2 separate regions of the Homo sapiens genome follow, and region 1 is linked to region 2. A link is a loop called in an ENCODE intact Hi-C map of the cell type or tissue named here. Cell type or tissue: Panc1. All regions are shown on one strand. Each heading gives the region's core, and the rest is flanking DNA. Links, peaks and the distances in the headings are about the cores only. Region 1 overlaps C7orf78 (chromosome 7 open reading frame 78). Region 2 has its middle 570 kb from the start of ARL4A.

Region 1 (16,641 bases), core at 7,831-15,830, 740 kb before region 2:
GAGTTGATAGGTACAGCAAACCAACATGGCACATGTATACGTATGTAACAAACCTGCACATTGTGCACATGTACCCTAGAACTTAAAGTATAAAATAAAAAGGGACAGAGATGACTACTGCACTGAAAAAATACAGCAATTCCAAGTTTGTCAGGTTATCGTAGAAAAGTCTACAGTGTTGTATAACAAGTTTAAGAACATGTTTTTGGTTGGTGAAGGAGATTCCACAGTCACATAAAGTGCTGAATAAATCTCTTGCTGAACAAAGACAACATGAGGAAGCAAATAAAACCAAAGATTAAGGGCCAAAAAAAAGCTAGAAAAGGGCCGGGCGCGGTGTCACCCTGTAATCCCAGCACTTTGGGAGGCCGAGACGGGCGGATCAGGAGGTCAAGAGATCGAGATCATCCTGGCCAACATGGTGAAACCCTGTCTCTACTAAAAATACAAAAAAAAAAAAAAAAGCTGGGCATGGTGGCAGACAACTGTAGTCCCAGCTACTTGGGAGTCTGAGGCAGGAGAAATCACTTGAACCCAGGAGGCGGAGGTTGCAGTGAGCCAAGATCGTGCCACTGCACTCCAGCCTGGTGACAGAATGAGACTCCACCAAAAAAAAAAAAAAAAAAAAGGCTAGAAAAGGAATGGATACAAGCCAGTAATTAACCACAACACAATGGAGAGAGCAATGAAGAAAGCAGACAGCCATGAGGCCAGCACTAAGAAAAAGCCATCCAGTGATGAGAGAGAGAGACGGAAATATCTCTGATGGATTCTACATTAGATAGCAAGGTTGACATACCTGGAATGTAGAGAGCACTTGAGAAGTTTGTAAAGTTTTCATTTGACATATTTAGACTGCTGAAAGTTTTAAAATTTTTATAAGCGTAGGTTTTGATGTTGAAAACTTGTTTTTAGGGAGAAAATCCCTATATCTTTGTTTAAAGGTAATTAGACAGTATCACTAACTGTCCCTGTGCAGTAATAACAGCCTCATTATATAGTAAATGTGGGGCAAAATCCATTTGGAAAATGTTAAGCTGCATTTCCAGACAAGGTTGTAGTGTATTTTTAATTAGTGCATGTATGTTATGTGTAATTGCTAGTAGAACAAAGTTATATATTTAAAACTGTTACTTGTAGAAACCTTTCCAGTTTTCCCAAATACCATGGGTTTTGTGCATAGTTTATACAAATCTTTAATTTACCAGACCGTCTTTTCAGTTTGTGGGTTTTGTGGAAGTTAAGCATTTTTATGTTAGACAAAATGTTACAAAAAGTACTCACTCTCTTCTTTTATCAAAAGTTAATTTTAATCTCAGTCTACATCATGCTACGTTCTCCGGCTTCTTTGAAATAATGTGTGGTCTGTAAGCCTTTTTATATGACAACTATTAAAAGATAACCAACTGACATGAACTGACTGAGAATTCTAAGTATAAAACTCTTGTTAATTTTTGAGGGTCATTTAGTTTTGTGACAGGGCATTCGGTAAAGTCTTGTGACTTCCCTGCAGACAACAGGCTGAGTATATATAGGAATGAATCTGGCTTTAGGGCTCAGTCATTTGAGATCTTTTATAGGCAGCCACAAGTAACTAAAACTGAAAACTAAATATGCTTATTTTTGAGAAATGGCTCAAGTTTCTAAGTTTTTTTTAAAAAGTTGTACTCATTAAGGAAGTCACTAGATAACATTTCATTGGAAAAAAAATCAGTCCATGATGCTTATGTGGTAAATATGAGAAAATGCTATGTAAGGAAACTAACCTATTTGAAAACATGGTTATATTAGAAGAAAAATTTTATTTTCATTTCTATATCATACACATGGAAGAATTGCAAAAATACAAACATGAGTTGCTCCAATGTACTTTGATAGTTTGTATATTGGCATGTATGGACTAAATCAGGGTGAAACCAATGTTAACACAAAATTTAAGGGTACGTTAACTAAAGCAGGGGCCTCCAACCCAAACCAGGCCACACAACAGGAGGTGAACAGAGGGCCAGAGAGCAAAGCTTCACCTGTATTTACAGCCACTCCCCATTGTTTACATTACCATCTGAGCTCTGCTTCCTGTCAGATCAGTGGTGGCATTAGAGTCTTATAGGAGCGTGAACCCTATTGTGAACTGCACATGTGCTCCTTATGAGAATCAAATGCCTGATGATCTGTCACTGTCTCCCATCACCCCCAGATGGGACAGTCTGGTTGAAGGAAAACAAGCTCAAGGCTCCCACCAATTCTACATTATGGTGACTTGTATAATTATTTCATTATACATTGCAATGTAATAATAATAGAAATAAAGTGCACAGTAAGTGTAATGCATTTGAATCATTCTGAAACCATCTCCCCATCCTTCCTCAGTCTGTGGAAAAGTTGTCTCCCACGAGATCACTCACTGGTGCCAAAAAGATTGGGGACTGCTGAACTAAAGGATGGTATTTCTAAGATATTTTGAATATTAGGTCATTTAATACTTTTCAATATGTAGGATATTTACCATGTTTGGAACTATATGAATGTGGGAAAATGACTTAAGACTAATGTTTAGGTGTGACATTGTATGGCTTGACCCTCTAGGATAATTGCTTTTCTCTACAGATTAGAATGTTTGAATTATTTCAGTAATTAGGTTTTTGCTTTGGAAAGATCTTACGATAGAACTAGGAGTTACTGCTTTGAGAGAACCTGTGTATGTACTGGTCATTATCCATTTGGTCCTTAATACAATTTTAACTTGTACAGATTTATTCTAATTAACCCATAAGGGTCAACATGTAAACTTGTTTTAATTAAATATACTAAATATTGTTGCTAAGTATAGTCAACCTAATCTGCTATGAAACATTAGAATTTATTTCTTCCATCCTACAGTATGTTTTTACCCATTAACCAATTTATTCTCATAACCCCCTCTCACCAACTCACTCTTCCCAGTCTCTGATATTCATCATTCTATTCTCTATGTCCATGTGATCAAGTTTTTTAACTCCCACGTATGAGTGAGAACATGCAGTGTTTGCCTTTCTGTGGCCGGCTTATTTTGCTTAACATAATGACTTCTATCTCCATCCATGTTACTGCAAAAGATCAGGATTTCAGCCAGGTGCAGTGGCTCATGCCTGTAATCCCAGTACTTTGGGAGGCCAAGGCAGGTGGATCACCTGAGATCAGGACAAAAATTAGCCGGGCGTGGTGGCGGGTGCCTGTAATCCCAGCTACTTTGGAGGCTGAGGCATGAGAATCACTTGAACCCGGGAGGCAGAGGTTGCAGTGAGCTGAGACCACGCCATTGCACTCCAGCCTGGGCAACAAGGCCAAAACTCCATCTCAAGGAAAAAAAAAAAAAAAAGACAGGATTTCATTCTTTATTTTATGGTTGACGGGTATTCTATTATGTGTATATATACTTTTTTTAATCCAGTGTTCAATTGGTGGATACAGCTTGATTTTATATCTTTGCTAATTTTGGGAGGGTGGGGGGGTTTCTTGAGACAGGATCCTACTCTGTCACCCAGGCTGGATCACGATCCAGCAGTGGCAGGATCATGGCTCACTGCAGCCCCAAACTCCCCAGACTCAGGAGATCTTCCTACCTCAGCCTCCCAAGTAGCTGGGGTGACAGGCACATGCCACCATGCCTGGCTAATTTCTGTACTTTTTGAAGAGACAGGGTCTCACCATGTTGCCCAGGATTGTCTCAAACTTCTTTTCCTTTGGAAAAATATTCCACAGTGGGATTTCTGGATATTATGGTAGTTCTGTTTTTACTTTTTTGAGAAATCTCCATACTGTAGTGAGAATGTACTAATTTACATTCTCACCAACAGTGTATACATAGTTTCCTTTTTTCTATACTCTTGCCAGCATATGTTATTTTTTGTCCTGGATAATAGCCATTCTAACTGTGGTGGTTTTGATTTGCATTTCTATGTGATTAGTGATTTAGAGCAATTTTTCATATATCTGTTGGTCTTTTGTATGCCTTCTTTTGAGATCTGTTTATTCTTGTGCTTTGTCCACTTTTTAATAGGATTGTTTGGGGTTTTTGCTGCTGAGTTGTTTAAGTTCCTTGTATATGTTGGATATTAGCTTTCTGTTGGATGATTAGTTTGCACATATTCTCTTCTATTCTGTAGATTATCCCATCACTCTTGTTTATTTTGCTGTGCAGAGCCTTTTAGTTGAACATTGTCCCATTTGTCTATTTTTGTTTTTGTTAGTTATGCTTTTGAGGTTTTAGCCATAAAATCTTTGCCTAAACCAATGTCCTGAGGAGCTTTCCCTGTGTTTTTTGTAGTAGTTTTATAATTTCAGGTTTTATGTTAAAGTCTTTAATCCATCTGGAGTTGATTTTTGCATATGGTGAGAAATAGGGTTCCAGTTTCATTCTCCTGCCTGTGGTTATCCAGTTTTCCAACTATGTATTGAAGAGGGTTTTTGTTCCCCAATGTAGGTTCTTGGTGGCTTTGAGGAAGATAAGTTAGCTGTAAATATGTGGGTTTATTTCTGGATTCTCTATTCTGTACCTGTGGTATATGCATCAATTTTTATACCAATACCATGCTATTTTGATTACTCTAGATTTGTAATATGTTTTGAAGATAGGTAGTGTGATGTTTACAACTTTGTCCTTTTTGCTCAGTATTACTTTGGCAATTTGGGATCTTTTATGGTTATGAAAGATTGTTTTTCTATTTCTGTGAAAAATGTCATTGGTATTATGATAGGGATTCCATTGACTTTGTAGATTGCTTTGGCTAGTGTGGTCATTTTAATGATATTGATTCTTCTAATCCATAAGCATGGGATGTTTTTCCATTTGTGTCATCTACAATTTCTTTCATCAGTGTTTTGTAGCTTTCCTTATAGAGATCTTTCACCTCGTTAGCTCAATTTATTCTTAGGTATTTCTTTGTAGCTATAGAAAATAAAATTGCCTTCTTGATTGCTTTTTTGGCTATTTCATTATTGGTGTATAGAAACACTACTAATTTTGTATGTTTATTTTGTGTCTTGTAACTGAATTTGGTTTTTTTGGGTTTTTGTTTTTTGTTTTTTGTTTTTAAGATGGAGTCTTGCTCTGTCGCCCAGGCTGGAGTGCAGTGGCACGATCTCAGCTCACTGCAAGCTCTGCTTCCCGGGTTCACACCATTCTCCTGCCTCAGCCTCCCGAGTAGCTGGGACTACAGGCGCCCACCACCACACCTGGCTAATTTTTTTTTTTTTTTTTTTTTTTTTTTTTTGTATTTTCAGTAGAGACGGGGTTTCACCGTGTTAGCCAGGATGGTCTCGATCTCCTGACTTCATGATCCACCCTCCTTGGCCTCCCAAAGTGCTGGGATTACAGGCGTGAGCCACCACGCCTGGCCTGAATTTGTTTATTAGTTCTAAGAGTTTTTTTAGTGGAGACTTTTGGTTTTTCTAAATGTAAATATAAAATAGAATTTGACTTTCACTTTTCCAACTTAGATGTGCTTTATTTCTTTGTGATTTCTCTGGCTAAGACTTCCAGTATTTTGTTGAATCATAGTGGTGAAAGTGGGTATTTTTGCCTTGTTACACTTCTTAGAGAAGAGACTTTCAGCTTTTCCCCATTTAGTATCATGTTAGCTGTGGGTTTGTCATATATGGCTTTTATTATATTGAGATATGTTCCTTCAATGCTTAGCTTATTGAGAGTTTTTATCATAAAGTGGTGTGGAATTTTATCAAATTCTTTTTCTGCATCTGTTGAGATGATCAAATCAATTTTGTCCTTCATTCTGTTGATGTGATGTATTATGTTTACTGACTTCCACATGTTGAACCATCTTTTCAGCCCTGGTATAAATCACACCTTATCATGGTGTATATCTTTTTGATGTGCAGTTGGATTTGATTTGCTAGCATTTTGTTGCAGATTTTTGCACCTCTGTTCATCAGGAATATTGGACTACTGTAGTTTTCTTATTTTCTTGTATCCTTTCCTGGCTTTTGTATCAGAGTAATGCTGATCTTGTAGAATGAGTTAGTTTTCTTCAATTTTTTGGAATAGTTTGAGGATGATTAGTATTAGTTCTTTACATGTTTAGTACAGTTTAGCAGTGAATCCATCAGTCTTTGTATTTTCTTTGCTGAGAGCCTTCTTATTACAGATTCCACATTACTACTTATTAGTCTGTTCAGGTTTTCTATTCTTCCTGATTTAATTTTAGTCGGTTGTATGCCTCCAGGAATTTTTCCATTTCCTCTTGGTTTTTCACTTTATATGCATATAGTTGTTAATAATAGTCTCTGATGATCGTTTATATTTCTCTGGCATCAGTTGTAAGTCTCCTTTTTAATTTCTGATTTTGTTTCTTAGAGTCTTTTTTATTCTTGGTTATTCTATCTAGTGGTTCATCGATTTTATCTATCTTTTCAAAAACTCAGCCTTGTATTTCATTGATTCTCTGTATTTCTTTTAGTTTTTATTTCATTTAGTTCTGCTCTTACCTTTTTTCTTTCTTTCTTTCTTTTTCTTTCTTTCTTCTGTCTTTCTCTCTTTCTTTCCTTCTTTCTTTTTTTGTTGCTATTTTTGGGTTTGGTTTCTTGTTGCTTTTCTAGTTCTTCCAGGTACAGCCTTAAGTTGTTTATTTAAAATCTTTGTTTTTTTGGTTGTCGTTGCTGCTGTTGTTGCTCTTGTTTTTATGTAGCTGTTTGTGCTACAAAGTTCCAGTCAAGTACTTCTTTTGCTGTATCCCACAGCTTTTGGTATGTGGTATTTTCATTTGCATTTGTATCAAGAAATTTTTAAATTAAAAAAATTTTCTTCTTTGACTCATTTGTTGTTCAGTAGAATTTTGTTTAGTTTCCATGTATTTGTATGGTTTTTGGAGTTCCCCTGGTATTTATTTCTAGTTTTATTCCACTGTGGTTGAGAAAATACTTAATATAACTTCAGTTTTAAAATTTGTTATGACATCTTTTGTGGTTTAACATGTGGCCCATTTTGAAGACTGTTCCAAGTGCTGATAAGAAGAATGCCTATTCTGGGCCGGGCGCGGTGGCTCATGCCTGTAATCCCAGCACTTTGGGAGGCCGAGGCGGGTGGATCACGACGTCAGGAGATTGAGACCATCCTGGCTTACACGGTGAAACCCCGTCTCTACTAAAAATACAAAAAATTAGCTGGGCGTGGTGGTGGGTGCCTGTAGTCCCAGCTACTAGGGAGGCTGAAGCAGGAGAATGGTGTAAACCCAGGAGGCGGAGCTTGCAGTGAGCTGAGATCACGCCACTGCACTCCAGCCTGGGCAACAGAGCGAGACTCCGTCTCAAAAGAAAAAAGAAAAAAAAAGTAAAATGCCTATTCTGTAGTTGTTGGAGAAAATGTTCTGTAAATGCCTGTTAGGTTCATTTAAATTCAATGTTTCTTTACTGATTTTCTGTCCACATGATCTGTCTAATGCTCAGAGTGGGGTGTTCAAGTATCCCACTATTATTATATTGGAATCTATGTCTCTCTTTAGATTTAGTAAAATTTGCTTTATAGATCTGGGTGCTCCAGTGTTGGGTGCACATATACCTAGAATTGTTATGTTCTCTTGCTGAACTAATTCCCCTTTACCATTATATAACAATATTCTTTATCTTTTATTTTTACTGTTTTTAACTTAGTCTGTTTTATCTGATATAAGTACAGCTACTCTTCTTTGCTTTTTTTTTAATAGAATATCTTTTCCCATACCTGTATTTTCCATGTATGTCTTTACAGATAAGTTGAGTTTCTTGTAAGCAGAATATAGTTGAATCATGTTTTTGTGTCTGTTCAGCCAGTGTAAATCTTTTAAGTGGAGATTTTAATTCATTTACTTTCAAGGTTATTATTGATTTTTGAAGTTTTCTTTCTGTCATATTGTTCATTGTTTTCTGGCTGTTTTATATATTCTTTACTTGTTCTTTTTTCTTTTATTATTTGCCCATAGGGTCTTGTAGTTTTCTGTTGTGGTACTATTTGACTCCTTTCTCTTCCTCGTTTGTGTGTTTGCTTTACCAGTGATTTTACACTTACTTATGTTTTCATGATGATGACTGATCCTTTCCCTTTCAAGTTTAGGACTCCCTTGAGCATTTTTTGTAGAACCAGTCTAGTGATGATGAATTCCCTCAAAATTTGCTTCTCTGGGAAAGACTTTATTTATCCTGTATGAAGGATAATTTTCTTAGATATAGTATCCATAGGTGATAGGATTTTTTCTTTTAGCACTCTGAACACATCATCCCATTCCTTCCTTTCCTGTAAGGTTTCTGATGAGAAATCTGCTCTTAGTCTGATGGAGGTAACTTTATAGGTAACTAGAAGCTTTTCTCTTGTTGTTTTTATAAACTTGTCTTTAGACAGTTTAACTACAATGTGCTGTCTCCATTTGGAGATCACTGTGCCTTCGCTAACACTATGTCTTCATGTCAATATGGTTTGGCTGTGTCCTCACCCAAATCTCATCTTGAATTGTACTCCCATAATTCCCATGTGTTGTGTGAGGGACCCAGTGGGAGATAATTTGAATCACAGAGGCAGTTTCCCCCATACTATTCTCGTGATAGTGAATAAGTCTCACGAGATATGATGGTTTTATCAGGAGTTTCTGCTTTTGCATCTTCCTCATTTTCTCTTGCCATTGCCATGTAAAAAGTGCCTTTCACCTCCCACCATAATTCTGAGGCCTCCCCAGCCATGTGGAACTGTAAGTCCAATTAAACCTCATTTTCTTCCCAGTCTCAGATATGTCTTTATCAGCAGTGTGAAAATGGACCAATACACTAAATTGGTATCAGAAGAGTGGGGTGTTGCTGAAAAGATACCTGAAAATGTGGAAACAATTTTGGAATTGGGTAACAGGCAGAGGCTGGAACGGTTTGGAGGGTTTCGAAGAAGGCAGGAAAATGTGTGAAAGTTTGGAAATTCCTAGAGACTTGTTGAATGGCTTTGATCAAAAGCCTGATAGTGATATGGACAATAAGGTCCAGACTGAGGTGGTCTCAGATGGAGATGAGGAACTTGTTGGGAACTGGAGCAAAGGTGACTCTTGTTTTGTTTTAGCAAAGAGACGGGTGGCATTTTGCTCCTGCCCTAGAGATTTGTGGAATTTTGAACTTTAGAGAGAAGATTTAGGGTATCTGGCAGAAGAAATTTCTAAGCAGCCAAGCATTTAAGATGTGACTTCGATGCTGTTAAAGGCATTCAGTTTTATAAGGGAAGCAGAGCATAAAAGTTCAGAAAATTTGCAGCCTGACAATGTGATAGAAAAGAAAAACCCATTTTCTGAGGAGAAATTCAACCTGGCTGCAGAAATTTACATAAGTAACAAGGAGCCAAATGTTAATTCCCAAGAGAATGGGGAAAATGTCTCTAGGGTATGTCAGATGTCTTCACAGCAGACCCTCCCATCACAGGCCCAGAGACCTAAGAGAAAATGGTTTTGTGGGCCAGGCCCAGGGTCTCTGTACTACGTGCAGCCTAGGGACTTGGTGCCCTATGTCCCAGATGCTCCAGCCCTGGCTGTAAGGGGCCAATGTAGAGCTTGGGCAATGGCTTCAGAGGGTGCAAGCCCCAAGCCTTGGCAGCTTTCATATGGTGTTGAACCTGCGAGTGCACAGAAGTCAAGAACTGGGGTTTGGGAACCTCCACCTAGATTTCAGAAGATGTGTGAAAATGCATGAATGCCCAAGCAGAAGTTTGCTGCAGGAGCGGGGCACTCATGGAGAACCTCTGCTAGGACAGTGCAGAAGGGTAATGTGCTGTGGGAGGCCCCACACAGAGTCCCCACTGGGGCATGGCCTACTAGAGCTATGAGAAGAGTGATACCATCCTCCAGATCCCAGAATGGTAGATCCACTGACAGCTTGCACCATGTGCCTGGAAAAGCCACAGACACTCAATGCCAGCCCGTGAAAGCAGCTGGGAGGAAAGCTGTACCCTGCAAAGCCACAGGGGAGGAGCTGCCTAACACCATGGGAACCCACCTCTTGCATCAGCATGACCTGGATGTGAGACCTGGAGTCAAAGGAGATCATTTTGGGGCTTTAAAATTTGACTGCCCAGATGGATTTCAGACTTGCATGGGCCCTGTAACCCCTTTGTTTTGGCCACTTTCTCCCATTTGGAACTGCTGTATTTACCAAATACCTGTACCCCCATTGTATCAAGGAAGTAACTAGCTTGCTTTTGATTTTACAGGCTCATAGGCGGAAGGGAGTTGCCTTGTCTCAGATGAGACTTTGGACTGTAGACTTTTGGGTTTAATGCTGAAATGAGTTAAGACTTTGGGAGATTGTTGGGAAGGCATGATTGGTTTTGAAATGTGAGGACATGAGATTTGGAGGGGCCAGGGGTGGAATGACATAGTTTAACTGTGTCCCCACCCAAATCTCATCTTGAATTGTACTCCCATAATTCCCATGTGTTATGGGAGGGACTCGGTGGAAGATAATTTGAATCATGGGTGCAGTTTCCCCGATACTGTTTTTGTGGTAGTGAATAAGTCTCACAAGATCTGGTGGTTTTATCAGGGGTGTCCGCTTTTGCATCTTTCTCATTTTCTCTTGCCACCGCCATGTAAGAAGTGCCTTTCACCTCCCACCATGATTCTGAGGCCTCCCCAGCCATGAGGAACTGTAAGTCCAATTAAACCTCTTTTTCTTCTCAGTCTCAAGTATGTTTTTATCGGCAGCATGAAAACAGATTAATATGATGTCTAAATCTCTTGCTAGACTTTGGAACTTTTCAGCTATTATTCTGCTAAATAGGTTTTTGAACACTTTTGTCCTCTCCTCACCTTCTGAGATAACAAAAATTCATATATCATTTGCTTTATAGTGTCCCATATGTTATGAATGCTTCATTCATTCTTTTTTATTCTTTGTTTTTTCATTTTTGTCTGACTGGGTTATTTCAAAAGACCTGTCTTCAAGTTCTGAGATTCTTTCTTCTGCTTAATCTATTGTTGGAGCTTTCAAATATATTTTGTAGTTCATTAAATGAACTCTTCAGTTCTAGAATTTCCATTTGCTCTTTTTTATCATATTTTTCTCTTTGGTAAATTTCTCATTCATATCCTGAATTATTTTTTCTGATTTCTTTGTATTGTTTTTCAGCATTCTCCTGTATCTTGCTGAGCTCCTTTAAAATCAGTATTTTGAATTCTTTTTCTGGGATTTTGTGAAATTTTTTTGATTGGGATCTGTTGCTGGAGAATTATTTTATTCCTTTGGGGGTGTCATATTTCTTGCTCTTTCATGTTTTCTGTGTCCCTACATATCTATGCATCTATGTCTTCTTTGAATTTTTTGAATTTTCTTTTGAGTTTAGGGCTTTTTCCTAAAAATTTATCTATGATGTTTGTTGGGGCCATTTGGCTTTGATTCTGAATGTGTGCAGTAGTGTAGTCTCTATATGATTTCTTTGCCTACAAACAATGTTAGTGGTATCTGTGATTTCCTCAGTGGCTTAGGGTCATTAGTGGAGGCTATGGTGGAGATTTTCTGGGAAAAGGGATTGCAGGTAGGTCAGTCTTCAGGCCCAAGTGGTTGCAGCAGTAGGCTGAGTATACCTGTCCTTTAGCCCCCTGGGTGGTGTATGCTGGCACTGGTGTTAGTTGTCCAGTTGAGCCAATTATCAGGCCTCCACATGTCTTGCCCAGATGCTGGTAATGGCAGTGGTGAGCCAGGTGGGTGTACTGGTTTTCAGCCCCATGTGCAGACAGCATGGTGTGGGCCATGGCAGTAGCAGTGGTAAGATGACTGTCTTATTCCTGAGCAGTGCTCACTGGTGTTGGCAGTGGCTGTGATTGGCTGAGCAGACCCCTCCCCGAGCTCCTAGATGGCACATGTGAGTGTGTGTTTGTGCTGTTGGCAGCAAGGTGAGTGGGCCCATCTTCAGGTTCCTAGGGGGATAAAATAGATGGTATAGGTGGTGGAATAGATAGAATAATCACCAAGTCCTTGGGTGGTGTGCTCAGGCTTGGAGGTGTGGTGCCAATTTGGGAGTGTCTGTCCTCAGGCGCCTGATGGTGTGCAGGGGGATAGGCTGTAGTAGGCAGGTTGAGACAGTCTGTGATGGTTGGTGTGGATACCTGACCTTAGGGCTTGTACTAGAAAGCATAGTGGCCCTGCTGTTTGTATGGGTAGGTTGCTATCAGCAGTCTCCTACAAGCAGCTCTCAGGCTCTGGGAAGTGAATATTTAATCTCTGGCAGCAGCAGTGACTGCAGTGGTGAGTGTGAGGAGCCTGATTTGAGGATGTGCACTAGAGTACAGAACCCGTGCTGCTGGTATGGGCTGGATTGGCACAGGGAGTCTCCAGTTCTAGGTTGCACTTGTTTCAGCTCCCTGCTGCAGTAGTGGCTTCAGCACTGTGCAGAAGATGGAGATGAGGATCCCACCCTCTATTGGTAGCCAGAGCACATGACCATACTGCAGGGGGACAGGGTCACCACCCACAACCCAAACATGTAGCTCTCAGACTTATTTGCTCTTGGAGGCAGCAGCTGCAACAGCACCATGCAGAAGTGAGAAAGAACCCCACCCTCTGTGAGTGAGCTTTAACACAGGCCACACTGCTAATGGGGACATGGTTGCAACTCACAGCCCCAGACAAGCAGCCCTCTCTTGCCCATCCAGCCCCTAGTGGCAGCAAGAGCAGCTGCAGCTGCAGTGAAATGCAGAGAAGGAAAGAGATCCCATTCTCTATACATAAATCCTAGCACAGAGTCCACTCTGCCAGCAGGGTTGTGGTCACTCCTTCCAGCTCCAGTCAGACAGCTCTCAGACCCGCTTGCCTTGGCTCCCAGTGGCAACAACTGCTATGGCACTGTGCACATGTAGAGGGAAAGATCCCACTCTCTCACTGTGAACCCAAGTACAATATGTGACACAGTTAGAGGTGGAGTCACTTATCAAAGCCCCAGAAAGAAAGCTCATCAGCTCTGGAAAGCATGTAATTTGGCTTCCTTTGTGCCCAGTGGCCACCTCCTTGGTGTGCTGCACCATTTTTTTTCCCCAGGGAGTAGTACTCTGTTGGACTAAAGTACTGGGGACCCCAAGCATCTTTGGGCTCAGCCAATGCTGTGCCTCCGTAGCCCTCTGGGTGGACACCAGGGGATATAAACAGAGGTTCCCAGGATGTGGAGATGGGACAGCTGTTGTTCCCAGAGCAGGATGCAGAATGGTGATGGCTAGGCTCTCACAGTGGTGCCATGCTGTAGCCACTTAGATCTCAGGAGTGTGTGTGACCCAGTGCATTTTCTATCTGGTACAATGCCCTCATTGGGTCTCCAGATGAACACCCACACTAGTCTTAGGGTTAATGTGGGTACAGGAGCTCTCCAATGGTTGGGATTGCAGCAGTCCACAGTGAGGATGTAAGCCAATGAGGGTATCCCACTTACCCTTTCTCTGCAAAAAGGAGCCCCTATGGGCTCACAGCCAATCTTGGCCAAGCTAACCCCTTGCTTTCTTCCCCTTCTGTGTCTCAGATATTTCTCTTTTGGACTCCGGTGTTCTCTACTAGATGTTTTATCTGAAATGTGATTATCTATTTGGTTAAGTTTTGTTTCTTCTGTCTGGAGAAGGCAAGTGCCCGATGCCTCTAGTCAGCATCTTGAAGCTGTCTCTACATTCAAGATATTTCTAATTTATTGATGCGGATATTTATTGCTGTAAACTTCCTTCTTAGAACTGCTTTTGCTGTATCCCATAGGTTTTGGTGTGTTGTATTTCCATTTTCATTTGTTTCAATAAATTTTTAAATTTTTTCTTTGCCTCATTTGTTATTCAAGAGCGTGTTGCTTAATTTCCATGTATTTGTATAGTTTCCAAAGTTCTTTCTGTTATTGATTTCTAGTTTTATTCCACTGTAGTCAGAAAAGATACTTTCTATGTTTTTAATCCTTTTTAATTTGTTTAGACTTGCTTTGTGGCCTAACTTATGATCTATCCTGGAGACGGTTACATTTGCGAATGAGAAGAACATACATTGTTAGTTACTGGGTGGAATGTTCTGTAAACGTCTGTTAGGTTTATTTGCTCTAGAATGCAGTTTAACTTTGATACTTCTTCATGGATTTTGTCTAGAAGTTCTGTTTATTTCTAAAAGTGGAGTTTTGAGGTCCCTTACTATTATTGTATTGCTGTCTATCTCTCCCTTTAGATCAAATAATATTTGTTTTATATATTTGGGTGCTGGATGCACATATATTTGCTATTGTTATATCTTCTTCCTTAATATACTTCTTAATCATTATGTAATGGCCTTCTTTGTCTCTTTTTACATTTTTTTATTTGAAGTCTATTTTATCTGAAATAAGTATAGTTACTTCTGTTTAGCTTTGGTTTCCATTTGTATGGAACATCATTTTCTATCCCTTCATTTTCAGTCTATGTGTGTCTTTACAGGTGAAGTGAGGTTCTTGTAGGTAGCAAATAATTGAGTCCTTTTTTAATCCATTCAGTCAATCTACGTTTTTTAATTGGGGAAATTAACTTGTTTACCCTGAAAGTTATTGTTAACACTTGAAGACATACTCTCTGATTTTGTTAATTGTTTTCTGGTTGTTTTGTATATATTATTTTTTCTTTCTTCCCTTCTCATTGTTTATCTTTGTGGCTTGGTTGTTTTCTGTAGTGATAAACTTTGATTCCTTTCTCTTTTTCATTTGTGTATCTACTGTCATTTTTTTCTTTCTGATTAGTATGGGGCTTACATTTTATTGAAATCTACCCATTATATGACCTTCTTTCATAAACTGTTTCTTCTCCTTTATTCCTTATTTTGGTTAATAAACTGCAATATATGTGAAACAAAGCTCAAGATATTAGATTTGCTAAGTAGCTCATAAGAACAACCTCCCTTTCTCATCTTCATGCTACATCTTTGTTTAGGTTTTTTATCATGTCACCTAAATCGTTGCTATGTTGGGTTTGGGCTTTTTTTTTTTTTTTTGGCTTAGCTTTCATTTTTTATTTTGAGGCCACCCTCCATACTGCTATCACACTGATCTTTCTGAAATACAAATAACTTGCTAACCATTTTCCTGTTCAAAATATTTTATTTGTTCCCTTTTCCCTCTTGGATGAATTTAAAACTTCTTAGTGTGGCATAAAAGACTTTTAATACTATAACTCCAATTTTTCTAGTTTTTCCTATCATATCATTTTTCACTGTCTCCTCACAGAGAAGCTATGCTCCTTTTACATGCTTCTTGTTTTTCTCTCAATATGGCATAGCCCTTTATAAAATAAAAATATTTATAAGAGTATTTGGAAAACAATCCATCACTGCAAAATATTACAAATTTTTGAAAATGGACATTTTCAACATATATGAAGAGTAGTTTCCTTTCATTCATAGTAGTTTCCCTTCACTTGCAACTTTAGCATATTGAAAATTAACATTTAGAATTTTGATGATCCTCTATTTTGATTTTATTATGAAACAACACAAAATTCTAGCACAAGAGAAGGAAATTCATCCTCACCTCAGGTCCTTATTTCCCAGGAACCAGCATTGTTGTACTATTTCTACTTCACCAAATATATTCTGATTGGTAATTAGCCTTTCCAAGGAGATTCTGAATTCATTGAATCATCCAGTAACATATTGATAATGTCATTAAATCTGAGAAGTGTAATAATGATTTCCATGTCACTGGTTAGCTGGTCAGCAAAAAAGCAAATGCATGATTCTCATCTATAAGTTTCAATAGCAGTAATTACAATGTACTCATGATGGTTTAGGCAGCCATAGATATCCTAGAAATAGGCAATGACAAATTTCACATACTTTCTACTTCTAGGTCAAATGTTATTGCCTTCCTTTACCACCTGGAATGTTTCTACTTACCTCTCAAGATCGATCCAAATAACAGCTTTTGACATCATGTCTATTTTCTTGATAAAGCTAGCTGACCAATCTCCTTGCTTCTCATAATACTTGCAATATCTATCCTATTACACAGGTTTTATTTTTGGCTTTTATGTTTGTCTTTTAAGTAGGTTACTTAAGGACATGGATTTTACATCAATCATTTAAAAAATTACCAGCCCTTAGTGCACTGACTGCTGTGACAAAGGTGCTGAATAAATATTTGCAGCAATGATATTTTTTTCCTTCTCCTCCATACATATTCCCTGTCATTTCTGAGCTTTTTCCTGCTTCATAAATTTTTCAAAGATTAACTTGTCCTGGAGAGAAAATGTTGAGTACACCATTGCTATAGTGACAAGCTTCACCTATTTCCATGTGTGTTGCAGATTCCTCCATGTGAAAATGCCCCCCACATAATATACCATGAGTCTCAGAGAGGCACAAGAGATAGGGATATTGCAAAGAGGCTGCAATATCCTTCACGACAGGATCTCAACTCCAAATGGAAAAAAAGTGTTCTGCAACCTCCACAATGTAAAATGAAAGTTAATGTATGGGAAATAAAGCCTCCTGATTTTAGCTACAAACTGTATACATCTTTGAGAATTCCAGAAAGATCATCAAAACCAATTAAGGAAGAAAAAAGGAGGAAAAAAATCAGTTTTCCAGAAACAATGCTTCACTTGCCCAGCATAAGGAATCATCCTAAGGAGGTTACAGCTCCTAAATTTATAACTACATTTCCACATCTGG
Region 2 (16,641 bases), core at 5,753-13,752:
TATCAAAATAAAATATTTCTCCTCTTCGAAAGACACTGTTAATAAAATTGAAAGCCAAGCTACTTTCTGGGAGAAAATATTTCCAAATTCTATATCTCTTGAAGGACTTTTATACAGAATATATAAAGAACTCTCCACATTAAATAAGTAAGCAATCATACACTGCTTTTAGTAATATAAATATAAAATGGTACAATCAGTCATTTTGAAAAACAAATTGGCAGTTTTATTAAAAATTTTTACATAAACTATTATATAATCCAGGCATTACATTTCTAGGTTTTTACTCAAGAAAAATGAAAGCACGTGTCCATAAAAACACTTGTACATGAATACTTATTGAAGCTTTATGTGTAATGATTAAAATGTAGGAATATCCTAAATATTCATCAACAGGCAAATAGATAATCCAACTATAGCATATCCATACAATGGAATACTATTTAGTAGTAAAAATGAACGAACTACAATGGCAGAGATGAATCTCAAAATAATTATGCTGGGGCTTTGAAGAAAAAAATATAATTATGCTGAACGAAAAAATTTCAAAAAAAGTTGCAGGGTGATTAATATGTTTATTATCTTTATCATTTTGGTGATTTTATGGGTGTACACACCTACTTAAAATAGTACACCTTAAAGATCTCAAAAAATTGTAATATTTGCCCATTATTGCTCATTAAAACTGTTCAAAAATCATGGCTCTGGATTTGATAGGACTAAGACCCTGCCAGATGACCTCACCTGGCCATAGTACCTATAGTAACTACCTGTAGACAGTAAAGAGTAGAACAATAAAATATAAATCTGGCAGGAACTTCACCCCATAATCTTTCTATCCTGTGAAACAGAAACATGAAACAGGGAAAAATTATGAATGCTAAGAAAGAGAAAAGGAGATGCTAAAAAAGGAGAAATCTAGGATGGAAAAAAACCCAGGGAGAGTATCTCTAAAATCTTTCTATCTCCTTCTCTGACTGATTGCTAAAGGAGGCATGGATGGAACAAACTCAAAGCCGCTCAGCCAAAACTAAAATATTTAAGCTTAGACTGAAGATGCCACACGAATAATCCTGGAGAGTGAACAGCAGCGGATAGCCCATGTTAGAATGCACATTCATTTGAAGGAGGGTAGACGGAGAACGTCCAAAAGGAATCTCTAAACCGGGTATCCATATCTCTGCACATGCACAAAACAGAATGCAGGGAGCCTAAATTAAGACAAAAAGTTAGACCAGGGAATGGTGCTGCGGCACAACCTACTCCAGAAAACTACCCGATATCACGGAGAAGCAGCAGTCACCACAGAAAAATAACAAGAGTCCACAATCTCCACAGTTGATCCAGATTACCTGACATAGAAAACATCAAAAACATAAAAAAAGGACAACATTTTCAAGTAAAGATATCAACTAAGTCTGACCTTGATATGAAACCAATATTGAAACTAGCAGACTCTGATGGCCAATTATATGTATTAATTCAGCTAGGCCACATATGGGATGCCCAAATATCTTTTTAGACACTTTTTTTTTTTTTCCGGGAGGGTCTATGAGGATGTTTCTGGAAAGGATCAGCATTTGAATTGAACTGAGTAAAGCAAATTGCCCTCCCCAGTGTGGGTGGGCATCAGCTAATCTATTGAGGGCCTGAATAGCATACAAAGGTAGAGGAAGATTGAATTCACTCTGCCTGACTGCAGAGCTTAGACACTGATATTCTCCTGATAGTCTCCTGTCCTCAGTGCTCCTGGTTTGCAGGCTCAGTTTCAGACCAGATTCTATACCATCAGCTCCCCAGCCATTGGGCCTTTCAACTGTTCCATTTGCTTTTCTGGGTTTCTAGCCTGAAGATGGCTGATTGTGGGACTTCTCACTCTCCATAGTCAAGTGAGTCAATAACGTATGATAAATCTCCTTGTATATATATATATATTTGACCCTTCAACAATATGGATTTGAACTGAATGAATATACCTGCACAGATTTTTTTTTCAATAAATATATTGGAAAAATTTTGGAGATTTGTGACAATTTGAAAAAACTCACAGATGAGCTGTGGAGTCTAGAAATCTCAAAAGAATTAAGAAAAAGTTAAGTATATCATGAATGCATAAAATATATGTAGATATTTGTCTGTTTTATCATTTACTACCATAAAACATACATAAATCCATTATTTAAAAATTACCCCCACAAACACTTACAGACCATACACAGTGACATTCACAGTCAAGAGTAATGTAAACAAATGTAAAGATGCAGTATTAAATCATAACTGCATAGATTAGCTATAGTAAATACTATATTACTGTAATAATTTCACAGCCACCTCCCATTGCTATTGCCCTGAGCTCAAGTGTCGGGAGTATCTACTTAAAATGCCCTGTGATGCTAAACACTTGTGCGGAGCAGTTTGTCTCTTCAGTAAATTGCGTGTCACAGTAAAAAGTTATCTCTCATGGCTATTGCCTGTTTTTCATCGTGTTTAGTGTAATACCATAAACCTTAAATAACACCATGGGACTCATATGAAGTGCCACTAGTGTTGCTGGAAGTGCTCCCAAGAAGCAGAGAAAATGACATTAAAAAACAAGTTGAATTACTTGATATGTACCCTAGATAGGTCTGCAGCTGCAGTTTCCCACCATTTTAGGCAATTCATCTTGTAAACAAATTATGTAAACTTAGATATCAATAAATACAGTACAGCATTGTAAGTGTATTTTCTCTTCCTTATGACTTTCTTAATATTGTTTTCTCAGCTTAATGTAAGAAGACAGTGTAGAATACATATAACATATAAAATATGTGTTCTTCAACCATGTTATCAGTAAGGCTTCTGGATAATACTAGGCTATTAGTAGTTGCATTTTTGGGGAGTCAAGTTACACAAAGATTTTTGCCTTTTTGGGGGGTAAGCTCTGGGGTTAAGGAGTAAGGTGGGTTGGTGCCCCTAACCCCAACTTTTTCAGGAGTCAGCTCAACAAAGTTTACAGAATTAGAAGTGCTAAAATTATATTATTAGTCCTACTTTCCTTATTTTATTTTATTTTGTCATCAATAACACTAGCATTCATTCAAACCCTAAAAGGTTTCTAAATAATTGTTTATCTGGAGCCACAACTGAGAATAATGCCTTAGCATTTTACTTCCTCATATCCCCCTTCTCATATTTGTGTTTTTTCTTCCTTTTACTTCTGTACTAGTATTTCTTATACTCACTCACCATTCATATTTTAAAAGATACTTTTATAACTGTAATTAATACCTGTGACTTCTTGGTATATAAGTAGTAAGAAAATTAAATGTTGTTTGCTTTAATCATTCACAATCAAATTGCTTAAAACTAATAAGAAAATCATGGAAAAACTGGGATGACCATCTAAATTAAGCCTCCAAGTCTCCTGAAGGAGTCATGAAGAAACATGTACATACATTTAAAAACTAATTTTTGACGTTTAAGAAATGAAAGCTCTGGTCGGGCATGGTGGCTCACGCCTGTAATCCCAGCACTTTGGGAGGCCAAGGTGGGTGGATCACGAGTTGAGGAGTTCGAGCCAAGGCAGGCGGATCACGAGTTCAGGAGTTTGAGAACAGCCTGGCCAACATAGTGAAACCCCATCTCTACTAAAAATACAAAAATTAGCCCAGTGTGGTGGCAGCTGCCTTTAGTCCCAGCTACTTGGGAGGCTGAGGCAGGAGAATTGCTTGAACCCAGAAGGCGAAGGTTGCAGTGAGCCAAGAGCATGCCATTTCATACCAGCCTGGGTTACAGTGAGACTCCGTCTCAAAAAAAAAAAAAGAAAAAAGGAAAACAGAAATGAAAGTTCTGGATAGTTTATTAATATATTTAAGGAAAACTAATGCTGCAGTTTTATTTTGCCTTGTAGGTCCAGTAATAAAAAGATAATAATAAAGGTTGCATAAGATAATCTAATATTTTTCTATAGCACTCCCTTTGATTGGGCAACAGATTTTGATTTGACTTGTACACACACACACACACACACCTGTAAACATGTGCTGTTTATGGGTGGTTAGCTATATATGTAACTTTATAGTTATATGTACCTAATTGTACATTTAAAAAAATTTTAATTAAGAAAGCATTATGTGCTAGATTATGATAATTTTTTAAAGTGCTGTATTTATATTTTTTTCTCAGTGTGTATATATTTTACTTTTTAAATATCAGTAATATGGTAAAATATGTTAGCTTATGTCTCCATTTTCCCTAGGACTTTATAACTGTATATCCTTAAAGATAAGTATTGATTAGCACAAAGAAAGTCCTGGGTACATATTAATGTATAGCATTATATATGGATACCGTTGATATTCTATGTATCAATTAATATATTAATGCATTGTATAGATTTGTTCTTTGGAATGTTGCATTTCTCTATAGCTAACTTTCTCAAATGTGGACCCAGTGTTCGTTTTCTGTATGTGAACCAAATAAATGTATATTTATTGTTTTGTATGTTAACTTTCTTTATGGCTGCACTTTCACAAATATTTTCATAGCCATCTCTGCTTCTGGGAGACTTTCAAGAACATAATCAGGAACCAAAATCAATCATAATGGGATTATTATTTTCTATTATAATTAAATGTTAAATAGAGATATCTAATTGTATCCTCCTAGTTAATTGCATTTATTATTTTTTTTAAATTTATCATAAGCTTCTCTATACTTAATAGTCACCTTGTGTCCTAGAAAAATTAATGTTTATTTTGCTTCTCAAGGAAACAATTAAGGTACTAGAAGAAAATAATCCCCAAATATTCTTCGGAGGCTTAAAAGATCTTTACAGTGTTCTCTCCTGAATACAAAACAGCATCCATATCCCTTCAAGTACATTCCACAGTCTCTTCTCCAATTAGTTTTTCTTCAATCCGGCTGTGTGGTTTTGTGGAATGTTAGTAAAATACCCTATTTCTAAGCGTGTGTGACTCAGTGCGCCTGAAGTGGTGAATGTAGTCCTATGAGAAACACGTGGCTTCTTCTCTGGCACTCTCCTGATTAACCCCTAATATATCCATGTCTCCCCACTTCATAAAATAACAGCATTACCTTACATTCGTACAGTTACCTTACCAAGCATTATTATATCCCTGTCTCATTAAAGCCAAAAACAATTTGAGGTAAAGGTATTATTACTTTCATTGTTACATGACTAAATTGAAATGTAAGGAGGTGTTTAACTTCCCTTAGGTAAAGTAGGCAACTAGTGAATAGCCACACAGGTGCTGGAGGCCTGTGTCCTCATTTGATTTTCCATAGGACCAAGTAACTTGGCTTTGGTATGGGGACATTTTGGGCGGGGCTGTGCCTTTCTTTCTACACCCACATTTATTTGACATTTTCCTTTTTGCAAAGGCAATTAAATAAATGCAAAAGAAATCAAAGTCAACTCCATATTCAAATTATACTTGTGTATTTTAATCAGTTTAAGAAAACATGCAGCCAGTTTGTAAATAAGGAATATCAATCAGATCTTTATAGAGTCATGCTAGTAGAAAATATAGAATTTGTATAAACTATTTGAAGATGTGAGAAGGCATCTCATCACAAACTCACAGCTGACACTATGTCATTTAACTCATTTTCTCCATGTTAGTGTGTCAAATTGTCAGAAATATATCGATGCCTGTAACTTCAATAAGCATAAGACATTGCATAATAATTTGTTAGCAGGGGACAGGAAAGCAAGCAAGCAAGCAAAATGGTATGTGAAAGTTGCCACTTTAATATATGTTTCCAAAATTATCTAGATTTCAATTGTATATTAAACAAAGTGTTGCTTAACAATAAGATGGATACATCTTAAAAATCCCATATACACAAACGTAAAGTATTACTTAACATAAACAAATATATAAATGGTAAGAGTATTAGGCACCCTCAACCAAGACTCTAAAATTACCCATAGAGAATCTTTACCTTCTTCTCTCCTGTGGTATCAAGATTTTCTGAACCATTTGTATTGATCTCCTCCATAAGTGACTGTCCATGTGCAATATTAAGGCACTCATTGTCAAATCTCGAAATAAGAGTCTTGAGAAGCACAGCCCCTAAAGACATATCTCAATGTACTTTTCCAATAAAAAAATGTGTTGAGTATTTCAGCCCCATGAAGAAACATAAATGTATATCATTGTGTTCTCTACCATATTCATATAATACTATGCCTTTTTTTTTTTTTTAAGACAGAATCTTGCTGTTTTGCCCAGGCTGGAGTGAAGTGGCGTGATCTTGGCTCACTGCAACCTCCGCCTCCCGGGTTCAAGTGACTCTCCTGCCTCAGCCTCCCAAATAGCTGGGATTACTGGCACCTGCCACCATGCCTGGCTAATTTTTGTATTTTTAGTAGAGATGGGGTTTTGCCATATTGGCCATGCTGGTCTCGAACTCCTGACCTCAGGTGATCCACCTCCCTCAGCCTCCCAAAGTGCTAGGATTACAGGCGTGAGCCACTGCACCCGGCCAATACTATGCCATTTCAACTGAAAAAGTGGTAGATACGGTTGAAAAGAAACAAGTGAAAGACAAAAGTGGAAGAGTTAGAAAGCAGATGGTATCATCAGCCTCACCAGTGGTGTTAAACATGATGTTTCCTTTATTAAACAATGTAGATGGTTTCCTGTCCCTTCTTCACTTTCAAGGAGCCTACTGCATCAGCTAGTTAGCGTTGGCTGTCTTGATTGGGTATATCTATTATAATTAAATGTTAAATAGAGACATCTAATTGTATCCTCCTAGTTAATTGCATTTATTATTATTTTAAAAATTTATCATAAGCTTCTCTATACTTAATAGTCACCTTGTGCCCTGAAAAAATAATGTTTATTTTGCTTCTCAAAGAAGCAAATTATATTATTATTATCTGCATTATAATATTAACTGTTATTTTACCTGCTTATAATTTAGTAAATTATAAGCAACTAAATTATACGCAAGTAAAATAAGTTAATATTATAATGCAGATAAAAGTCCAAGTATCACAAAGATGATACTAGAAAGCAGACAATGGAAATTAGAATGAAGAGCAGTAGAGCTGTCATTCACTCATGACTAAATTTGTCCATGTTATCTGGTAATGTCTGTGTAGTGTGATGGCCAGTAGATACTGTTTGTGCCCAGCCCAGTTTCCTTTCCCAGGCTAGTGAAGTCTTGGGAGTACTGTAGCTGCTGTGAGCCTTGTCTGCTCATGGTTCACAGCTTCACTTTTGTAGGTGAATTCACTCAGCTGACTAGAGGCTCAGAGACTCCTGTGGAGTTGTGCAGATCCCTTGGGGATAGAACATAGTCAGTGACCTAACTGAGGGAACAAATTTATGGGTACTTTCCCTTCACAATTCCCTGTGAGATCAGGTTGAAATAGATTTTATTTAGTTGCTTCCCCTACCCTGTTGTTCTTCATTTGCTTCCTTACAGGTTTCTCCTAAGAGCACTCCCTCAGTCAAACATTCCTTGCACAAGAATCTGTCTCAGGCTCTGCTTCTAGGGAACTTGTCTTATGACAGTGGCCTGTGACAGCCCTTGTTACATACAATAGGACCAAACAATTCTTTATAATGGCAGATATATGTTAACTAAAAGTCTAAATAGAGAGTTTACAGAATTTCCGATTCCAGATAAGTTCTGGAGATCTGTTGTACAATATCATGACTATACTTAATAGTAATGTTTATACACTTGAAAACTGGAAAAAGAGGAGATCTTAAATGTTCTCAGAATAAGTGTATGAAGTGATGGATATGATAATTAGCTTCATTTAATCATTCCACAATATGTAAAATATCATGTTGTATACCATAAACATATACAGTTTCTATTTGTTAGTTTAAAAAAAAGAAGAGAAAAAAAAAGAGCTTGTATAAGTTCCAAGTGTGCTTGGGCCACATGTGCCTAGAACCTAGAAATGCATTGTTTAGTAAAGGTACTTGCCTGGCACTCATATTGCCATATTCATTTCTAAGTTACACCTCCCATTTCACTGGTAATTTCTATATAGGTGCTGCATAAATGCCTGCTGCTCACTAAGGAGAAACACTTTCTAAATAAAACCGTGTGTGTGGAGTGCCAACAATTATAATCTTTCTCATGCCTGTCATTTGAGCAGAACTGCTCAGAGTGGTATGGCTCTAATTTGTTTTCAGAATATTAGATTTTAAAATTTCAGATTCTGGTATAATGTTGAGAAGTATGATATGTACAATATGATATTTGTACCTTTTACTCTGGCTCTAATTTGTTTTATGTTAAGAGAATAATTTTTAACAGATGCAGTTTATACTTAGCTATCAATGGTGAAAGTTCTGATTTTCAAAATATATCCGAACTTACCCGAGCTAGTTCTTTTCTGACAATGGTGGGAGATCCTCTAGTTGCTAAAGCATTGTTCTGTACTTACTATCTATCTATCTATCTATCTATCTACCTACCTATCCATCCATCCATCCATCCATCCATCCATCTATCTAGACAGAGTTTTGCTCTTGTTGCTCAGGCTGGACTGCAGTGGCGGGATCTCAGCTCACTGCAACCTCTGCCTCCCGGGTTCAAGCGATTCTCCTCCCTCAGCCTCCTGTATCCCAGCCTGTAGCTGGGATTACAGGCGCATGGCACCACCCCCAGCTAATTTTATATTTTTAGTAGAGACGGGGTTTCACCATGTTGGCCAGGCTGGTCTCAAACTCCTGACCTCAGGTGATCCTCCCGCCTCGGCCTCCCAAAGTGCTGGGATTACAGACATGAGCCACCGGACTCAGCATTTTTTTTTTTTTTTTTTTTTGAGACAGAGTTTCGCTCCTATTGCCCAGGCTGGAGTGTGATGGTACTATCTCGGCTCACAGCATTCTCTGCCTCATGAGATCAAGCTATTCTCCTGCCTCAGCCTCCCAAGTAGCTGGGATTACAGTAGCCTGCCACTATGCCGAGCTAATTTTGTATTTTTAGTAGAAATGGGGTTTCACCATGTTGGTCAGGCTGGTCTCGAACTCTCGACTCTTTAAAAGTATTAGTTCATTTATTACTTAGAAAAAATGTTTAGGTTGGTTTTATTATTACCACGATTTTATAGATTGAAGTAATAATACAAGGGGGATCCAAAGTTAAAAAGAGTAAGCGATTTCTTCAAAGTCATGTCATTTCTAAGTGATGGGGCTGGAATCCAGTACCAGTCAGTCTGATTAGAGAGAAGGTACTTGTGACTCAAATGTCAGCTTTCTGCTCCTGGTAAAGCCTTTTCAGGAGAAGAGTCCCAAGCACGATGTTTTTTTATGTTTTACCCACACTTCCTGGCACAATGTAGTCCACAGCAAAAGATCAAAGAGGACTCCATTCAAGAAGAGGGGTCTGTGACTGAAATCACACTGCTGGTTGACTTTATCTTCTCCTGAGAATGCCCGCCCAGCAGCTTCCCTCAAGCAAAATTGATCTGAAAACTTTAGGCACCGAAGATAAGATTCTAATGGAGAAAATCTTGATTTAGATTTCCTTAGGCATGGAGATATTCTAGGCCCTGCAGCATTCGGAAGGACTGAGAAGTGACATTCACTGAGTTAACTCCCTTAAATGTGGGGCTACACAAAAATAGCCCTAAGAAAGGGACAAAACATATTTCAACCTTTCACAGATGAGGTTTAGAGAAATTAAATGTTTGCCCTGGATCCTGGAGCTAGTGAATGACAAAGGAGTTCTTTTCACAATTCTGGTCATGTCTCATTTGCAACCCTTGTTTTACTGGAATAATGTAGTATGTTCTGGTGACAGTAGGTTCTGCCTTGCTTCCTTGGGCATAATGAGATGTAGCCGGGAGAAATGAGGTTATTGATTCCATGGCCTTTTCAATAAGTCAAGATTTTGAGATACTTAATAGTAGTCCACACTAAATTAACATTCCTATGCTCTACTGACATTTTCTCTCAAGGAATCATCAGCACAGAGCTGTTACTAGTTCTCTCTCAATAAAACCTATTTCTCTTCCCCAAGGCTCCACAGTTTTTAGAAGAGAAAGATTCCTTGGACACTGTGTACTTATTAATGACAGTTCCTAAACATGTGAGAATAGCTGGAGGAGAGAACAACTGTACAGGAAAAATATAAATCTATTATTTCTCTATTCATTCATTCAGTTATTTTTGGTTTCTAGTAACAAGTGTCCTGACAGATTTCAGACCATTACCGTCTGTAGTGTTGTCCTGACACCTAGTGGGAGAATGAAAAACAAAAACGTTATTTTTAAAGAAGCATGTCTGCTATTATAATTTAGAAATTAAGTATACTTTATGCATTGAAACAAAGCAGTGTTTTGACCTAAATAAAAAGTAGATAAGCACAAAGCTGCGAGTACATAATGCACTCACTTCCTTATAGTATCTGTCCTTGTATGTTACAGTGATCAATTGCTGGCTAAATCCTTTTCTTCTGATCTATAAAATGTGTCCCACCCTAGATATGGTACTGTGAATACTAGAGACAACATATGTAAAATATATTATTTCAGCCAAAAACTACCTCCACTTTCTACTTACGAACTAAAAAGCAGTCAATTCTTCCTCTATTCCTTTTATTCATATTAGAGACCCATTAGAGGATAATCTCCATCCACGCTTTGTCCTTCGTCCATTCTTCTCTCTGTCCTATATCAATGACCTATTCTAATTTCTGGCTTCTCCCTATCAGGATTTAAATATGCACAACTCTCCAGCATCATAAAACATTGAAAAAATTGAAAACAACCACTATCAAAACAACTGTAGCAGAAAAGCACCCACCAATCAGCCAAAACCTTTAACTGCCAGGTCCAACCTCTTCTCTTTTCCCCTGCTTTTCCCTTTATCGTCAAGCTTCTTAAAAGAAGACCTACACTTACCTCCTCCACGTTCTCTATTCAGATGGATTTAATAACCCACCTCAGTCCATATTCAGATAAGAATCCACAGAAAATGCTTTGCCCCCCAACATTCCCCATTGGCTTCTTTGTTAGATAATCAGTGAACGCATTTTAATACTTATCTTGCATAACCACTGGGCAATATTTGAAATTCTTAGTCATTCTCTTTTTCTCCAGACATTCTTTAGTTTCCTAGAATCCATACTTTTCAGATTTTGTTCCTGCTTATCTTGGTACTCATTCTCAGCCTCCCTCTCTTGGTCGTATTCCATTACCCAACCCTTAAATGTTTTTGTCCCTTAGAAGTCTCATTGTGTCCATTTTTCTGCGCTGAGAACATTGTATTTGATAACTCCAATTTGTATCAATATATGCTGATGACTTCAAATTCCCAATTTCTGTCTAGATTTATATTTTTATATCCCAAGATCTACTCTTTGAGTAATGCAATTATTTAATGATAATGTCACTTGTTTTATGGAAGCCATTTCCCTGAACTCACACTAGATTAGGGACCCTCTTGTTTGCTTTCCAGTAGCACCATTTAAAAACCATTATCACAGTGACTCCTGTAACCATATTTTACGTTTTTAATATAATTTATTTTCCCTTTTAAACCTTACCTTTTATACATTATCACAATCTCTTGTATAGTAAGTCCTTCCTTAATGTTGTCAATAGATTCTTGGAAACTATGACTTTAAACAAAACAACTTACAGCAGGTTCTTAAATAACTTCATTTCCTTCAAGTCATTTTGTCATAATGTTGATGAGGAAAAAGATGGTTTTGTTATACATAATTTCTCTTAAAGCCAGTTTCCAAAAACCAACTGACAATGTTAAGTGAAGACTTTCTGTATGTATATGATTCAAACATTGTAGAGGCAGATAGAGTAAAATGTGAATTTTCTTTTGCTATCTCCCTACTTTCAGACACACACCTATATACACACAAGCACATACACACAGATACACACAAGGACAGCCTCTCTCCTTCTCAGAGGTAAGAGGTTTGCAGTACACTTTTTTTCCTTGTATTCGTTTTCTGTACATTTCCATAATACATGTCATTACATGTTAACATAGTTTGTTTCAACTATCGCATTTGTTGCTGCCTCTTGAGTAATTTTTACTTTTTTTAAAAACATGTATTACATACACCTTGCCAATGTAAGTAAATACTTCACCCCAAAAATTGCACCAGCTGCCAGGCATATCCGCTAAGTTTAGTGAAACCTTTCAGGCCTACAGAACTATAAATAATCAGCAAGGAGTACATTAAATTAACAGCTACTGTTTCCAATGATGCCTAGCTTACCGGCAGAAATTATACAGGTAATACGGAAGTATAATCAATATGCCAATGCTTTATATTGAAAGACTAAGTGTTTTACCAATGCATTTTCATACATATTATTTGATTTTAATAAAAATCCAGGGAAATATATAAGATGTCAGTGATGTGTAATTGTTCAAGAAACAACTGAGGTCAAATCGTATTTATTTCATTTTTCTTTTGGAGAGAACATCATCTTTGATGATAGAAGTAAATCATCTCCTAATATCAATACTGCTTTAAATTTATTGAGTCAATATGCTATATAGTTGTTAATTTCAGAAGTTTTAAAAATATCTGGCACTTTGCCAGAGTATAGACATGTCATTTTCATAGGTATATGGAATATTTAGACCACATAACAGGTACTAAATACATCCAAGTTTCTAACTTTTTGTTTCCCTTCGTATTCCTCAAAAAAACATGAATTTAAGTGAATGAAAATATCACAAGTAAAGAATTTTTAGGTTACAGAACTCTGTGTATTACCTGGCCACATACAATAGGAAATGCAACATTACACTTAGCTTATTATTGTAAATTTTATAAAACATTATATATATATATGCCATATAGTGTAAATCAAGATATTATAAAATACTGTATTTAGATTTTACATCCCTGTTCTACCTTCGGCAAATTACATAACTTCTTTAAGTCTCAGTGTGGCAGATGGAATTCTAAGATGGCTCCCCATGTTCCCTGGCCCCTACTTCTCCCACTTAAAGACTAATCTCAGTTTGCTGCAAAAGGATTTTTCAGATGTACTTAAGGTTCTGAGTCAGGTCAGCTTAAATTAGGCATATTATCTGAGTGGGCCTGCCATAACCACATGACCCTTTAATGGCAGAGAGCTCACTCTTGCTGGTAACAAGGGGAAATCAGAGATTCTAATAAAAGGAGAATTTGAGATGCCACTGCTAGCTTGAAAGAGGGATGGGGCCACATGGCAAGGAATTCAGATGGTCTGTAGGAGCTGGTAGAGCCCTGAGCTGTCAGGCAGCAAGAAGAAGAAAACTTCTGTCACTCAACCACAGGAACTGAATTCCTCCAACCAAAAAATGACCTTGGAAGCAGATTTTTCACTAAAGCCTTTGGATAAGGACTCAGTCAACATACCTTGAACAGAGAAACCAATCATTATACCATCAGACCTCTAACATACAAAACAAATAACATACAAATTAATAAATGTGTTTTAAACTTCAAAATAACCTATACATCTATGCATCTGTGACTCTCTATGATCATTTTTAAATGATGTCTTAGATAACTATCCAGAGAGAGAGAGAGGGATAGAGAGAGAGATGGAAAGGGATCCACCTGTTTCTATGAATACATATTTAGATTATTTCCTTTTTTTTCTGCAGTGAGCATCCTGGTACATAAATCTCTGTGTATGTTGGAATCATGATAGCTTTATAGGAACAATGCTAAGAATACATGAAGTTTGAATTTTGATTGATGCTGTCAATTTGCCTTTCCTGAAGTTTATGTTGCCGTTATTAATATTTTAAAAATATTCAAAGCAATAAATATTATAGACCTAATTTGTATTCTCCAGTTACTAATAAAGCTGAGAATATTTTCATATGTTTAAATATTATTTGCATTTAATTGTGATAACTTTCCAACTTTCTAAGATATTTGTCTTTTTTCAAAATGAAAGGTGATCTTTATATATTAATTATTTATCAACATATTTTGCAATTCATTTACAGATTATAAGCTTACTACTTACCAGACACTGTTGTTTGTACTTGAGATTTGGTGGTGAATGCTACAAATGAGTTCATTTCTTTCATTCATGCTTTTTAAATTTATTCTAGAGAGATGGGAAACACCATAATTTGATAAGTCTGATAGTGGTAACTGCTATGAAGAAAACAAAACAATATGATACAAGAGATATTGAGTGGTTAGAAAGGCTTTTTTGAAGAAGAGATATTTTAGCTCAGAATGAAATCGTAAGCAGGCAATAGGCAGGTGCCTGGTGAAACAGGGGGAACCATTTTGCAGGGAGACAGAAGAGTGTGGAAGGAAAAGGGAGCTCAGGTCTAAGATCTGAACACTTAGAGGTGGACACCACGAGGAAACCCAGAAAAGGGACTAAAAAGAAAGAGCCAGGCAAAGTGGAGAACCAGGAATATGACACAGAATCCACCGTGAAGAAAAACGACCTTCATTATTTTACAGAACTAAAAAAAGGGTGTTGGGGGTGGAAGGTGAGAAAATGGCTCATACCTATAATCTTAGCATTCTGGGAGGCCAAGGTGGGAGGATTACTCAATGCCAGGAATTTGAGACCAGCTTGGGCAACATAGGCAGACCCATCTCTCTTAAAAAAAAAAAAATTAAAATTAAAAATAGCCAGACATTGTGGTAGTCCCAACTACTTGGGCAGCTGAGGCAGGAGAATCCCTGTGCTAGGAGTTCAAGGATGCAGTGAGCTATTGATCATATCACTGCGCTCTAGCCTGGGTGACAGCTGAAACAACAACAACAACAACAACAACAACAACAAAAGACCATTTTTGTGGTTGGCCAGAATGGAGGTTCATTGCATTGGGAAGTAGAGTAAATTGTGATGGTGAGAAAGGACACAGTGACTATAGACAACACATGCCATGAAGGGAAACAGGAAGTAAGGTGGTAGCTATGGTTCGCTGAGGGGTATTGGAACATATTTAAGTGGAAACATCTGCTATAAAGTGATATAATGAAGTTGTAGAAGAAAAAAGGAATATTGACAAGAACCATATTGTTGGGATAACAAGAGAAATAGAGATATAGGGCATAAGAAAAATGCTTGTAGCCTTTGAGAGAATGGGAATGTTTATTTTAAGAGGAGCCTGACGCATGTAGAAAAGATGGTTGAATGAATTATAGGAGAATACGGAAATTTCATTTCACTGCCTCTAGTTTCTCAATGAAATCCATGAAGCAAGCCACAGCATAAAGGCAGTGAATGTGGGGGCAGCGTGGGAAAGAGTCATTATATATGAGAAGAAAAAAAGATGTGTAAAACTACCATTTTCCAAGAAAAGGGATTAAAAAACACCTGGACAGGCAGTGCATAGGACCAGTTTAAGATTTACCATTATCACAAAATGCCCTTTTCCCCTCGCACTTAAATTTTCCTTTGGTTGAGTACAGACTTAAGTTAAAATTGTTTTATCTCACAGCTTTAAATATAATTATTTTCTCACTCTTCTTGTGAGAAATCTCGTGTAAATCTGATTTTCATTCTTTTGGAGATAACCTTTCCTCTCATTTCTTAATTTTACTTCTCTGCAGCTTTTAACATTATCTTTATGCTTTCAAAATGATATGTCCAGATGTAAATCTATTGCTAAAATTCATCTTGTAAGTCACTTAGTTTGATAGAAGATATATATCTGTTTTCAGCTCTAGATAATTTTCTTTTAATATTTCTAACTTGCTATTTTCTTTCTTTACTCCGTAGACCTTGGAAGTTCTGAATCCATCATTTTTTTTAGTGGTAATTATTTTTTTTATTTTTGTTATTATTATTATTATACTTTAAGTTTTAGGGTACATGTGCACAATGTGCAGGTTTCTTACATACGTATACCTGTGCCATGTTGGTGTGCTACACCCATTAACTCGTCATTTAGCATTAGATATATCTCCTAAGGCTATCCCTCCCCCCTCCCCCCACCCCACAACCGTCCCTGGAGTGTGATGTTCCCCTTCCCGTGTCCATGTGTTCTCACTGTTCAATTCCCACCTATGAGTGAGAACATGCGGTGTTTGGTTCTTTGTCCTTGCGATAGTTTGCTGAGAATGATGGTTTCCGGTTTCATGCATGTCCCTACAAAGGACATGAACTCTTCCTTTTTTATGGCTGCATAGTATTCCATGGTGTATATGTGCCACATTTCCTTAATCCAGTCTATCGTTGTTGGACATTTGGGTTGGTTCCAAGTCTTTGCTGTTGTGAATAGTGCCGCAATAAACATACGTGTGCATGCGTCTTCATAGCAGCATCATTTATAATCCTTTGGGTAATACCCAGTAATGGGATGGCTGGGTCAAATGGTATTTCTAGTTCTAGATCCCTGAGGAATCGCCACACTGACTTCCACAATGGTTGAACTAGTTTACAGTCCCTTCAACAGTGTCAAAGTGTTCCTATTTCTCCACATCCTCTCCAGCACCTGTTGTTTCCTGACTTCTTAATGATCGCCATTCTAACTGGTGTGAGATGGTATCTCATTGTGGTTTTGATTTGCATTTCTCTGATGGCCAGTGATGATGAGCATTTTTTCATGTGTCTGTTGGCTGCATAAATGTCTTCTTTTGAGAAGTGTCTGTTCATATCCTTCACCCACTTTTTGATGGGGTTGTTTGTTTTTTTCTTGTAAATTTCTTTGA

Evidence for each region. Hi-C counts contacts between places; a loop is a spot of excess contacts. Peaks named below come from ENCODE experiments on the same cell type or tissue, not always from the same donor. Only the 100,000 strongest peaks of a DNase experiment are listed, where the experiment ranks them.
Region 1: a loop joins it to region 2, with 6 times the contacts of the local background. A loop is called at or near these places in 87 of 110 quality-filtered maps.

What each region holds. Positions count from the first base shown.
Region 1 is chr7:12,506,697-12,523,337 of GRCh38, forward strand. C7orf78 (chromosome 7 open reading frame 78) reads left to right here. Exons shown (of 6, transcript NM_001386514.1): 2 at 16,275-16,641. Among named protein-coding and RNA genes, the nearest start is that of C7orf78, 11 kb to the left of the region's middle. RefSeq lists an enhancer at 12,505-12,604. In Panc1, for the core only: CTCF peaks have their summits at 12,657 and 12,856; a DNase peak (open chromatin) is centred at 12,645; H3K27me3 peaks cover 525 bases.
Region 2 is chr7:13,252,922-13,269,562 of GRCh38, forward strand. No RefSeq gene overlaps it. Among named protein-coding and RNA genes, the nearest start is that of ARL4A, 570 kb to the left of the region's middle. In Panc1, for the core only: CTCF peaks have their summits at 10,201 (motif pointing left) and 10,407; a DNase peak (open chromatin) is centred at 10,211.